Linked DNA regions of Homo sapiens: region 2 is linked to region 1. A link is an interaction called in ENCODE POLR2A ChIA-PET data of the cell type or tissue named here. Cell type or tissue: GM12878. All regions are shown on one strand. Links, peaks and the distances in the headings refer to the core of each region. The heading gives the core; the rest is flanking DNA.

What was found. ChIA-PET counts read pairs that join two places held together with the same protein. Peaks named below come from ENCODE experiments on the same cell type or tissue, not always from the same donor. Only the 100,000 strongest peaks of a DNase experiment are listed, where the experiment ranks them.
Region 2: POLR2A ChIA-PET joins it to region 1 with 13 read pairs; 9 of 35 experiments call an interaction of 5 or more read pairs at or near these places.

The regions. Positions count from the first base shown.
Region 1 is chr6:496,070-501,459 of GRCh38, reverse strand. It overlaps EXOC2 (exocyst complex component 2), which reads left to right. Exons shown (of 28, transcript NM_018303.6): 24 at 1,760-1,815; 25 at 3,971-4,093. Among named protein-coding and RNA genes, the nearest start is that of IRF4, 110 kb to the right of the region's middle. In GM12878, for the core only: no CTCF peak of the experiment used is centred there; DNase peaks (open chromatin) are centred at 1,649 and 2,389; H3K4me3 peaks cover 1,257 bases; H3K27ac peaks cover 2,476 bases.
Region 2 is chr6:397,351-402,740 of GRCh38, reverse strand. IRF4 (interferon regulatory factor 4) reads right to left here. Exons shown (of 9, transcript NM_002460.4): 6 at 3,806-3,913; 7 at 964-1,317. Among named protein-coding and RNA genes, the nearest start is that of IRF4, 8.3 kb to the right of the region's middle. RefSeq lists an enhancer at 2,662-2,781. In GM12878, for the core only: no CTCF peak of the experiment used is centred there; a DNase peak (open chromatin) is centred at 2,790; H3K4me3 peaks cover 4,631 bases; H3K27ac peaks cover 2,552 bases.

The DNA of each region.
Region 1 (5,390 bases), core at 82-5,081:
ATATAATATATAGATATATATAATATATATAGATATATATAATATATAGATATATATAATATATATAGATATATATAATATATATATATAGATATATATAATATATAGATATATATAATATATATAGATATATATAATATATATAGATATATATAATATATAGATATATATAATATATATAGATATATATAATATATAGATATATATAATATATATAGATATATATAATATATATAGATATATATAATATATATATAATATATATAGATATATATAATATATAGATATATATAATATATATAGATATATATAATATATATAGATATATATAATATATATAGATATATATAATATATATATCTTTTGAGGAGCCAATAGATATATAGATATATAGATATATATAGATATGTATATCTATATGTCTCTATATATATCTCGATATATACCTATGCCCTTGATATTGATCTGTATATGAAATTGGCTCCTCAAAAGAAAAACCGTGTCCTTATTTGTATACCGTAGTGTGTGACACAATCAAAACCTAGTTCTATATTTGGAATATGCAAATGCCCGTTCAAAAGGTTGATTATAGTTCTTGATCTCTATCTCAACTTTCCCAACTAACCAGTAGCGTGGATGAGACTCTGGGAGAATATTTTCCTTAATGTTGTTACTGGGAACATCCATGCTTTTACAGTGCAGCATTTTCCCTGTTCTATAGAGGAGATGTTCTCAGTGTGTGCAGCTCTAGAAGGCATCTGGAATCTCCCACTTCAAGGGAAAGGAATTGTTTTGGAAACACAATAAAACAGTATTTTGTTTTTATGGGGTTTTTTTCCTGCAAAATGATGATAATGAAAGCTCTTAGTGAACGCTGTGAATGCCAGGACCTATGGCATGCATCCCCCTTCATCCTCACTGCAGCCCCCCAAGGGTGGGACAATTATTATTCTCCTGTGACAGATGAGAAAACTGAGGCTCACAGCCTTCTTGCCAAAAGTCACAACTAGCAGCTGTCGAAACTGGGGTTTGGTCCCCAATAGTCAGACCTCAGACCCCACATTCTTAAATCCTGTGTGTTTCTGCTTTTGAGCAAAGTGAGGCTCATTGAACTTGTACCTAAAATCTGATGTTTTATTTTGTCCAGGCTTTAACTTGCTTACAGAATCAAATTCAGTTTTATAAGGAGTTTCTCCTAAAAGTGATTCCTTAAGACAAAAATGGTCCTTCTGCTCAATAACTTGACTTTCACCTTTGGTAGTAAGATGCTATAATTGATATTTAATGTGCATTTTATAAGCATTGTTAAACACCCTCTGTATTTTGTGTTACTGCTTATACTGAGTGTGTGTGTGTGTTTTACAGTATATATGTTTTACCGTATATGTTTTACAGTGTGTATATGTTTTACAGTATATATAGATACTTATCTATATATATTCTCTGTGTGTGTGTGCGTGAAGAAACTGAAGAACATTCTTAAATTTTCATTTTGAGGCCGACTGAGAGCCAGTTATAGAGAACATAAACAGTGACAGAAATGAAAAACAATAAAAGAAAACTTCTCATTTCTTTTTTTTTCTTTTTGACCTGTATGGAAATACTCCTTTCACCATTTGATTCTCAAAAGGAAATAGTGGTGGTGTTACTTTCTGTTTCTCCTCAGAAAACTCTAAAGCATGGGGTACAGCCTGCCAGCAGGGGAGGGGAGCTTGTGTTATTATTAATGCCTTCTTTCTCTCCTTTATTTCAATTTCAGGTGTCAGAAACTATTTAAAAGAAGCACTGGTGAATATAATTGCCGTGCATGCAGAGGTAAAGTATCATTAGATGTTCCTAAGAGATATGGATAACCAAAAAAAAGAAAAAAGAAAGATGTAAATTTGATTATTTCTATGGTGGTCTTTTTTTTCCCTCAGAATGTGTCTTGGGTATAAATAAGATACAGTTCAGCTCTTGCTCGCACTGTCTGTCTCTCTCTGTCTCTGTGTGTGTGTGTGTGTGTGTGTGTGTGTGTGTGTGTGTGTGTTTAACTGTGAGTCTTTCTCTGAAATTGTATGTTTTCTTTGATAATTCCAGCTAAATTCATAAATATTTGAAAGGTGAAGATAGATTGCAAGGATGTTTATCCTTCAAAGAATAGTAAATCCCTTATCTTGGAAAATGAATTAACCTCTTTTTAGCCTGTGTACAAATAAGCACTGGTATCTGATTCCTGTAGCAGTGGCTGGGATTCCAGAAAGGCAGACACTGCTTAGAAAGAGACTCGGGGCAGGCCGACACTGGAACAGATGCGTGGTTTCCTGTCCGTGGTTGACTTAGGGTCATGCAGACAGTATTGGTGCTTCTGGGCCATGCGAAAACTTGCTCTCACTTGACACGCTTTCATCTTAAGCTTTGTGTTAACATCCTCAGTGAACATCCTGGTTAGGAGGACTCTTCTGAGGAACATTGAAAGAAGAGACCAGAGCTACCACCATGATCTATGGCTGCCTGTTTTCATTCAGTCATTTCAGGATTTGTTACTCACTGCTTTGCCAACACTTTGAGAGTGGCTGTGGCTCACAGACTAATGGGGGACCAGATAAAGTGGGGCAGATCAAAGAGGCTACCATTCAGTCGTTTCCACCGTTGCCCAGGTGCCTCTTGGGCGACAAGCATCCAAGAAGGGTGTTTTTAGGTTTATGCCGCCTGCTGCATCCAAAAGTATCTGAGGCCATCAAGGTAAACTGAAAAAACATGGTTAATTAAGAGTGAAACCCGAATATGACCAGGGAAGACAAAGATAACACTACCTGGTTCCTAAATTTGGCTAGAAGTTTGAAGCGCCAAGAGCAGAAAGAAAACTATAGAACGTTACAGTTTCCAGTTCTTATGAAAGGGAAACATACAAATTCATCTCTAACAATAGAGTTTTTATATGATTTAACTCAGGCAGGAAGTCACCACATAGATCTTTTTATAAGGAGCAATATTTTTAATTGTGATCTTATAAAAAATATAAAAATTCTGTTTTTGTTATGGTAGCATCCTATAGAATTTGAGCCCAAAGTGCAAATTTAGGTGCAGTTGTTGCAAGCATTTCTTCGGTAGGTGGGCAGAACTGTGAGATCTGTGGAAATTGTAGTGATGGTGCTGATTCCTAGTGAGGCAGCTTTTATTAATGTCTATTATCAATTGCCATGGGCTTATAATGACTGAAAGGAGAATTTCATTCATAGTATTTACTATTTGCTACATAATCTTAAATTGCCAAAAATTTCCTTGGACACTCAAGTTATGTTTGGGTTAATTCAAATATTTAATGCTAGTGGCTCAATCTGAAAAAAGGAAAAGCTTAAAAAGAAAATATGATTTACTGTCATTTATGAGTCAGCAGAGTCAGATGTTTCAGTAAATCTCCAAAGACAGTAACTCTCAGTTTGAAAGTCTCAAACTTTAAGGTTTGAAAATAATGTAAGTCAAATAAAATGAAATACATATTGAGTACAGTATGTGTAAAATTGTGGAGGGGGGGCTTGTTCTCCAATACAGAATGGGGTACCCCATATGAAATGGTGTTTGTCAGAGTTTAAGGAGAGTCTGACACAATATTTTTTTAAATTGTGGTAAAATATTGACCCAGTATGTTCTTATTTCTCTAATTTCTTCTTTAGAGATGTTTCTTTCCAGTGAAAGGGGCAAGAGGCAAAAGAAATGTTCAAAACAGTTTTTATTTTGTCAACATCAGTAATGCCTTTCAAAATTATATTTGCCAATATTGTATTTTTAAGAGAATTTTTGTTGTTAATCAGTCAATAGAATTTAAATATAAGTCTGTATCTTCCTTTCATTTATAATTTTGGCCTTTTAAAAATGACTTAGAAGTCCTGTTGATTTTCTTTTGTTTTGTTTTGAATGTTAACTTTGTCTTTAACAAATTCAAGTCAAAAAGCCCCACAAAGCACCATGTCTTCCTATTTCAAACCAGGTGTTCACCATTTCCAAAGAACTGGTCCCTCGGGTACTATCCAAGGTGATAGAAGCAGTTTCTGAAGAGCTCAGTCGACTGATGCAGTGTGTTTCATCCTTCAGCAAAAATGGAGCTTTACAGGTAACAAAATCATTCAATTTCATATTGAACTTCTGTTGTTATTTAAAGCATATAAAATGTTTTTAGTCATCAATCTTATGATATGACAGGCTTCTTTTAATGGATCTACTGATTGAAGAAGTTCATATTCTTTCTTGCATAAGCCATACCCATGAAGCATTGTCTACAAGTTTCAGAGTTTCTGTTTCTTTACAGTAGAGCAAGATCTTAAAGACTTCTGCCAAATTATCTGAATGCAGAATCCTTCAAAAGTTTTGTGATTTTTATTTTTATTTTCCAACTATCTTCATGACATTCCATTCCGCAGGAAATTTTTAACAACTTGCTTTTAATAAGTCTTTTGAAAGCATTCAGTGCAGTTTGCATAGAAACAACAAATAACTGTCTCTTTTGTTTAAATTACATAATTATAACTGCCGTAAACACCAGTTGACTTTGGCATGCACATAACCAGCTGGTAGTTGCTAGGCATGCCTGCAGATGGAAGCGTGCACTTCTGCCTGGGAGCTCCTCATGTGATGGCTGGCAGCGTGGCAGTGAGTTTCAAAAAGCAGTGCCCTTCGTCCAGCCATGGCTGAGGAAGCTCCTATCAGGCCAGCCCACCACAAATAACAACTGTAAACTTAAATATCAAAAAATAAAATTTTTTTTTTAATTTTGAAAAAATCCCTGAAGACACCAGAGAACGACCATTGGTGGGCAGATTCTAGAGGAAATGGCACCCGCATGAATTTCTTATTTCTTATGGATTTTAACCTAAAGCCAGGTCCAGGAGTGCCTAAAACTCCAAGACAAAACGTGCTTTCTGGCTTGAAAAACAGGCTTTGGAGCAGCCACAACTACGGCTAGGTGAGAGAGGTATCCCATAGAGGAGTCTCTCCATATGCATGGTCCGACTCCACTCCAGCCAGCCCAGCGAAGGCTAGAAGAACTGAAGTAAGAATTGGATGCTGCCCAAGAGCCAAGAGTTAGAGTCCAAATAAGTTAACTGCTTGCTAAAACAAACAAATAAAAAATCAACAGTCCTTAGAGATATATTACAGAATCCAGAGTCTCCACAGCATAACATTCACAATGTCCGGGATGCAAATTTAATTGAATTCAAATTTAATTGAAATGCACAAATAACTGGGAAAACACGACTTATTCCTAATACAAAACATGATCACCTGAAGCCACCCTTAAGATGACCCAGGTATTGGAATTAGCAGACAAGGATTTTAACACAGCGGCATCAGATGATGTAAAGGAAACTGCGCTCCTCATAAATCAGTAGGTGGGAAATCTCGGCGGAGAA
Region 2 (5,390 bases), core at 352-5,351, 99 kb after region 1:
GTTATCTGGGGACATATTTGCTTTGGGCACCAAAAGAAAATCTGGATGAGCTTACAAAAACTTGGGTCACTTACACCCAGAAGTACGAGCACATGTCAACAGTGCCAGAGCACACAGACGTGTCATATTTTTATTTTAAATAAGTTGAATGAAGAAGCACATTCAAGAAAAGGGGAGGCACATGAGAAATCAAAGACACAGGAGTTTCTGAAGGGGCTCAGGAAGGGACAGGACTGGGAAAAGGCAGAGGAAGAGTTGGCGGTGGGGTGGCGAGTGGCGGGTAGAGCAGCTCCCTCCCACGCGGGAGGCTCCCTCCACCTGGACAGCCCCACAAAGCCAGTGAGGAAGCCCAGCATGACAGGGCGAGGGGCTTCACAGAAGCCAGCCAGAGGTTCGCTGAATTGTCATGAAATCCAAGGTAGAAAAACAAAACTCACTGGTTCTGAAAAATATGCTTAGAAATGTTCATATCACAGAGCCAACTTATAGCACTCTCCTATAACTTCTCCTGTGCAAAACCAGTACAGTCCACTCCACCCTCCGTCTCACTCGTGGGCCAGCATCTGCATGAGGGTGACACACCTGACAACCAAGAATGTTAACAATATGCTTCCAACCTTTATGATTTTTCTGGGAACCTGAAAAGAGCCGCCACATCAGCAGACGTATTTGTCGAGATCATAGTGCAATGAAATGGAACTGTTTTAAGAGGCGACTGCTGAAAACCAGAATTGCAAGAGAACAGCCTGAGCCATGGTCCACCTGGACCATCTGATCCGGACTCTCTGCCCACAACAGAGCCAGACAGAAGATCTCTACTGGAGTCAAGCCCCAAGCCCAGTGGGCGCCGAAGTCAACAGGAGGAAGACCTCAGCCTGGGGTGGGAGGGACCCTGTGGTTTCTGACCCCTGTGGCAGGCAGGCCATCACCACCTCCATTCTAACAGATAACGAGGTGCCTTACCTGACAAGAACTGCTGTGTGTCAAAGAGCTTGCAGGTCTGGTCTCTCTCCAGTTTGTTGGGCCGGTCGTTGCACAGCGCCAGGGGCCCGTCCCAGTAGATCCTGCTCTGGCACAGTCTTTTCGCATAGAGCCCGTCGGGGGCCATCCAGAGGACCACGCCCCTCTCCAGGTGGCTCAGCAGCTTCTCAATGTTTTTCCTCTGGCCATTGTCCTCTGGGTAGGGGAACAGGACCTGGTCCAGGTTGCTGGCGTCATACGTATGTCCATGGGAGATCCGGCAGCCCTCGGGGCTGGACGTGGTCAGCTCCTTCACGAGGATTTCCCGGTAGTACAGGCAGATGTGCAGCCGGCAGTCTGCAAACACAGAGCTCCGGAGTCAGTGCTGGGGGCCAAGGACACCACCTCGAGGCCAACGACTCCACAGAGCCAAGCACCTGTGGTGGAACTCTAGTGTCCCACATGTCCCGTGGGGGAACAAAAGGTTCCCGCGTCAAGGAGGCCTGGGAAACACAGCGTGCCCTTGTCTCCCCCAGAGATCCACAGACAGCATGAGCTCGGTCAACACTTGGAGAAGTCCCGTGGAAAGAAACCCATTTAATCTGTCTAAACCAGCATATTACAAACGTATGTGGCCACCGACTCTTTTTTTAAGGAACAAGTGTATCTTTCATTAATTTTCTGGAAATGTAAGTTGAATTCCTATTATAGAGCATCACTATTAAGAACTTGCTAAGTCTTATTTGTGAATTATGATGATGATAGTGGTGATGTCATTTAAGTCATGTGTCACTGAATGAAAATTCATCTTTAAGCAAATCAATTTTTACTTTGGAGGAAATGAACCCTAAGTTTAATTTATACTAGCAAAAAATATAACGGTGTTTCAGAAAGAAGCAAGTCGGTCCACATACCTGAAACGTCCCCAAAATAATAACATGACATCATTTAGGTAAAAAGCAAATGTGTGTGTGTGTGTGTGTGTGTGTACATATATAAATTATATATAGAATTAGGTGCTTAATTATTTATGTCTATATAATTTATATATAAACACACTCACATACACACATTAAAGGGTAAGCACTGAGGCCTTAATGGTGATTTCTGGGTGGTAGAATGTGATATTTTTATTTTCCATTTTTGTTTTTCTGATTTTTAAATTAGTTTTCCACACTGGATATGTGGTGTTTTTATCACAAAATTAATTCTTGTGAAAAGAAAGAAATTAATGAGAAAAATACTCTAAAAGTTCATGTAAAGTCTGCTGAAATTCCCACTGGGCTTTGTGTTTAAGTTTGAAAAGAACTCTAAAACTGCGCTCTCTGAAACTTTAAACAAGATGAATCCATTTACAAACGTTTTGCTGATTTCAGAAGCCTCTTTAAAATATCGCCCATGAGTTGAAAGAACCAAGCTGGGTTTGCACAAGCTCCTCAGCCAGACCGCAGGGGAGTGGCACAGACAGGAGGCAGCTGCCACTGGTAACTGTATGGAACCCCAAAATCAATGGGAATCACAGTTATCTAATAAATGTGCTCATGGCTGATAATTAATCTGTATCATGCATACCAAAAAAAGAAACCCACAAAACTATCTTATTCCTCAACAGCAGGTTTTGAGACTTAACCCACATCACTGTCTCAATTCTCTGCTTCAACACACTGTCTGAAAGCGAGTCAGACAGTGCGCCCCAAAGAGAGTGGGTGTTGGCCATTCGAGGTGATTCTCGGGGCAGGTTTCATTTCATTTAATGTCATCAGAAATCACGAGGTTGCCGAGATATAAATAGCTGTTTATTTCCTACTCTTCAGGCACCCACACAAGTCTTAGGTGTTCAAGACAAGGGTTTGAAAGTTTCTAAAAACAAACACAAGCCTTCCTGCTCAGAAGCACCTCCTCCCAAAGGGCATCCTCAGTTACTCACGAGCACCTCAGAAAAAAAGGTGCAAGCCTCATTCACAACTAGAAAGAGCTGGTAGGTCAAACTCCAGCTCCCCTCTGAGCAGCAAAAGTGCCACAACTCTCGCCTCCCTGAAACCTTCAGAATTTAGTTAGTATTTTTCATCACTGATTTTTAAAGATGCCAGAGGGCAAGATGAGAATTCCAAACCTTAAGCTATTTGGTTTTAATATAAAAACAAATCCCATTTAAAAACAATCCAAAATATTATCTGAAAAATAAATATACATATAGCACGTGTGCTTGCCAAGCCTAGAGGTGCCTTCTTTATAGTAGGTAAGATCTCCATGGTGCAGGGATTTTTTTTTTTTTTTTAGAAATAAAACTTTAAAAATCAGATTGAATCCATATTTGTTTGCAAGCTATATTAAAGTTCAGAGGAAGACCAAAATGTGTATTACTCTTAGGCACATCAATGTTTTAGAGATGAGGGACCAGAACTAATGTCCCCAGGGAGTAGAGGAGGAGGACTTATTTGTGGCTCAACCTGGAAGGATGATCAGCTTCTCAAAATGAGAAGCCCTTCTACACTTCCAAGCAATTATTCCACATCGTGAGAATGTTGGCTGAAGAGGGGCCCTCGGTAAAGGTAAAGGCACATTCCTAGAAATTCAGAGAGGTGCCAGTGAAGAAGCCAAAATGACTCCATTCAAGCCAGTGGCTGAAACGGTCAGCAGAACCACAAGCAGTGATGTCAGGTTTTCTAATGGTGCTCCTAAATCACCCTGGTCACCTCACACACAGGATGTGTCTACATCTACTCCAGACCCCAGAGGGAGCAAAGCAAGTGTCTAAAGTCCCATCGAATCTGCCCAAAGATGACAGAGCTGGCAGCAGAGGCTGGCCTCCTGCGGTGCCTCCAGGAGCAAACCCTGCACTCACCTGAGAACGCCAAGGCTTCGGCAGACCTTATGCTTGGCTCTGTGGGGACTCCGGGAGCCTGGGACTCAGGTGGGGCACAAGCATAAAAGGTTCCTGTCACCTGGCAACCTGCATTTGCAAATAAAAATCAGATGATGTCTAGACAGAGAGTCCGACGCACCGCGGGGCTTCCTGGGGTGTGTGTGTGAAGCCTGGGAAGGAAGGGGCTGGCGCCCAATCACCTTCCCACCCACTCCCAGCACCAGCAACTAGCAGGGCACGCTCTTGTGAGGCAAAGATGAGCTGGAGACCAACTGGAAAACCAAAGCTGATGGAGAAACGAGCCAGTGCACAGCTTTGGAAGGAAACTTGGAGCGCTCTCTCTGTAACTGACTAACAGGGAGACTGAGGCTCAGAGACAGATGACATGCTTTGTCCTTGTTCACAAAGCGGGTTCACAACAGAGCTGAGAGTTCAGGTCTACTTGAGTCTGTGCCAAAGAGCCCAATTAAAAACTAGCAAATTATTTAGTCCATTTTTATTTTGCTTGTCTCTTGTGGGTTGGGAGAACACTGAACCATGTTCCTGAAGACAATGTTGTATGAAACATGAATGGAAAAAGAATGTGGCACAGAACACCTGATCTTGCTGCTGCTTCATTTACTGTTACCGATGCTTCAAGACAGGTCTCTACCTACTCCATCACTTTACACAGTTCTAAGCATTGCCTCTTTCCCATGGTTACTAATTCCATAGAGCCAGAGCAGTAAACGCAAGTCTGAATTTCAGGAGCTAGTTTTATGTTAGCCAATTCCTCCACTACCATATTGGAAACCAGCCCTTGCTGCAAATCCCTCTTGAAAAGCCAATGCAACTGAATTCTGAGCTTTTTTGTGAACATGCCACTCAGTACAAACATTAAAGAGTGGTACACCTCTTCACTACCTGCAGCCAAGGATAACCTGAACATGACTGGGGAAAAAAAGGCCAAATTGCAAAGGAACAAATATTCCTAAAACATCCAAAGGGTTCAGTGTGTTGACCTGTCTCAGGACTTCCATTTAAGTAACTAACTCAAAAGTCCTGAAGGCCTGAGTTACCGCATTGCTAGATTCTCCCTGCACCCAGCTAATGAGAGCTTCTGCTGAGGGAGCTCATTTTGATGTCTGGGGAACTCCCGAGGGCAGGGGACCACATCTAATCCACAATCAGCAAGTCTTTCTGGGACCCAGTGGTAGGTAGGCACCTGTAGAGACGTTTTATGTGTTTGCCATGGTATTTTTCCGTTCCTTTTTTAGTATCACCTCTAATTCCAACAATAGCAACAATGAACACACCACTATTCGAGAGAAATATACCAGCTCAATAATCTCCCAGCATCCCTACTTATTATTTATGAGCTTCCACAATCTCCTCTCTATATAAAAAGTGGGGGGCTGTTTTCCACTGCCTGGAGTGATCTCTGTGGTGTTTAAATAAGATCCCACGAAGGGCAGTGCCTAGCATGGATCCTGAGAGTAAACTTGGCTGTGGGATGCCACCATCCCACAGGAGTGAGAAAACCCCCCTCTCCCCGAGCTGCACACGCAGCCTCTAAGAAGGGGAA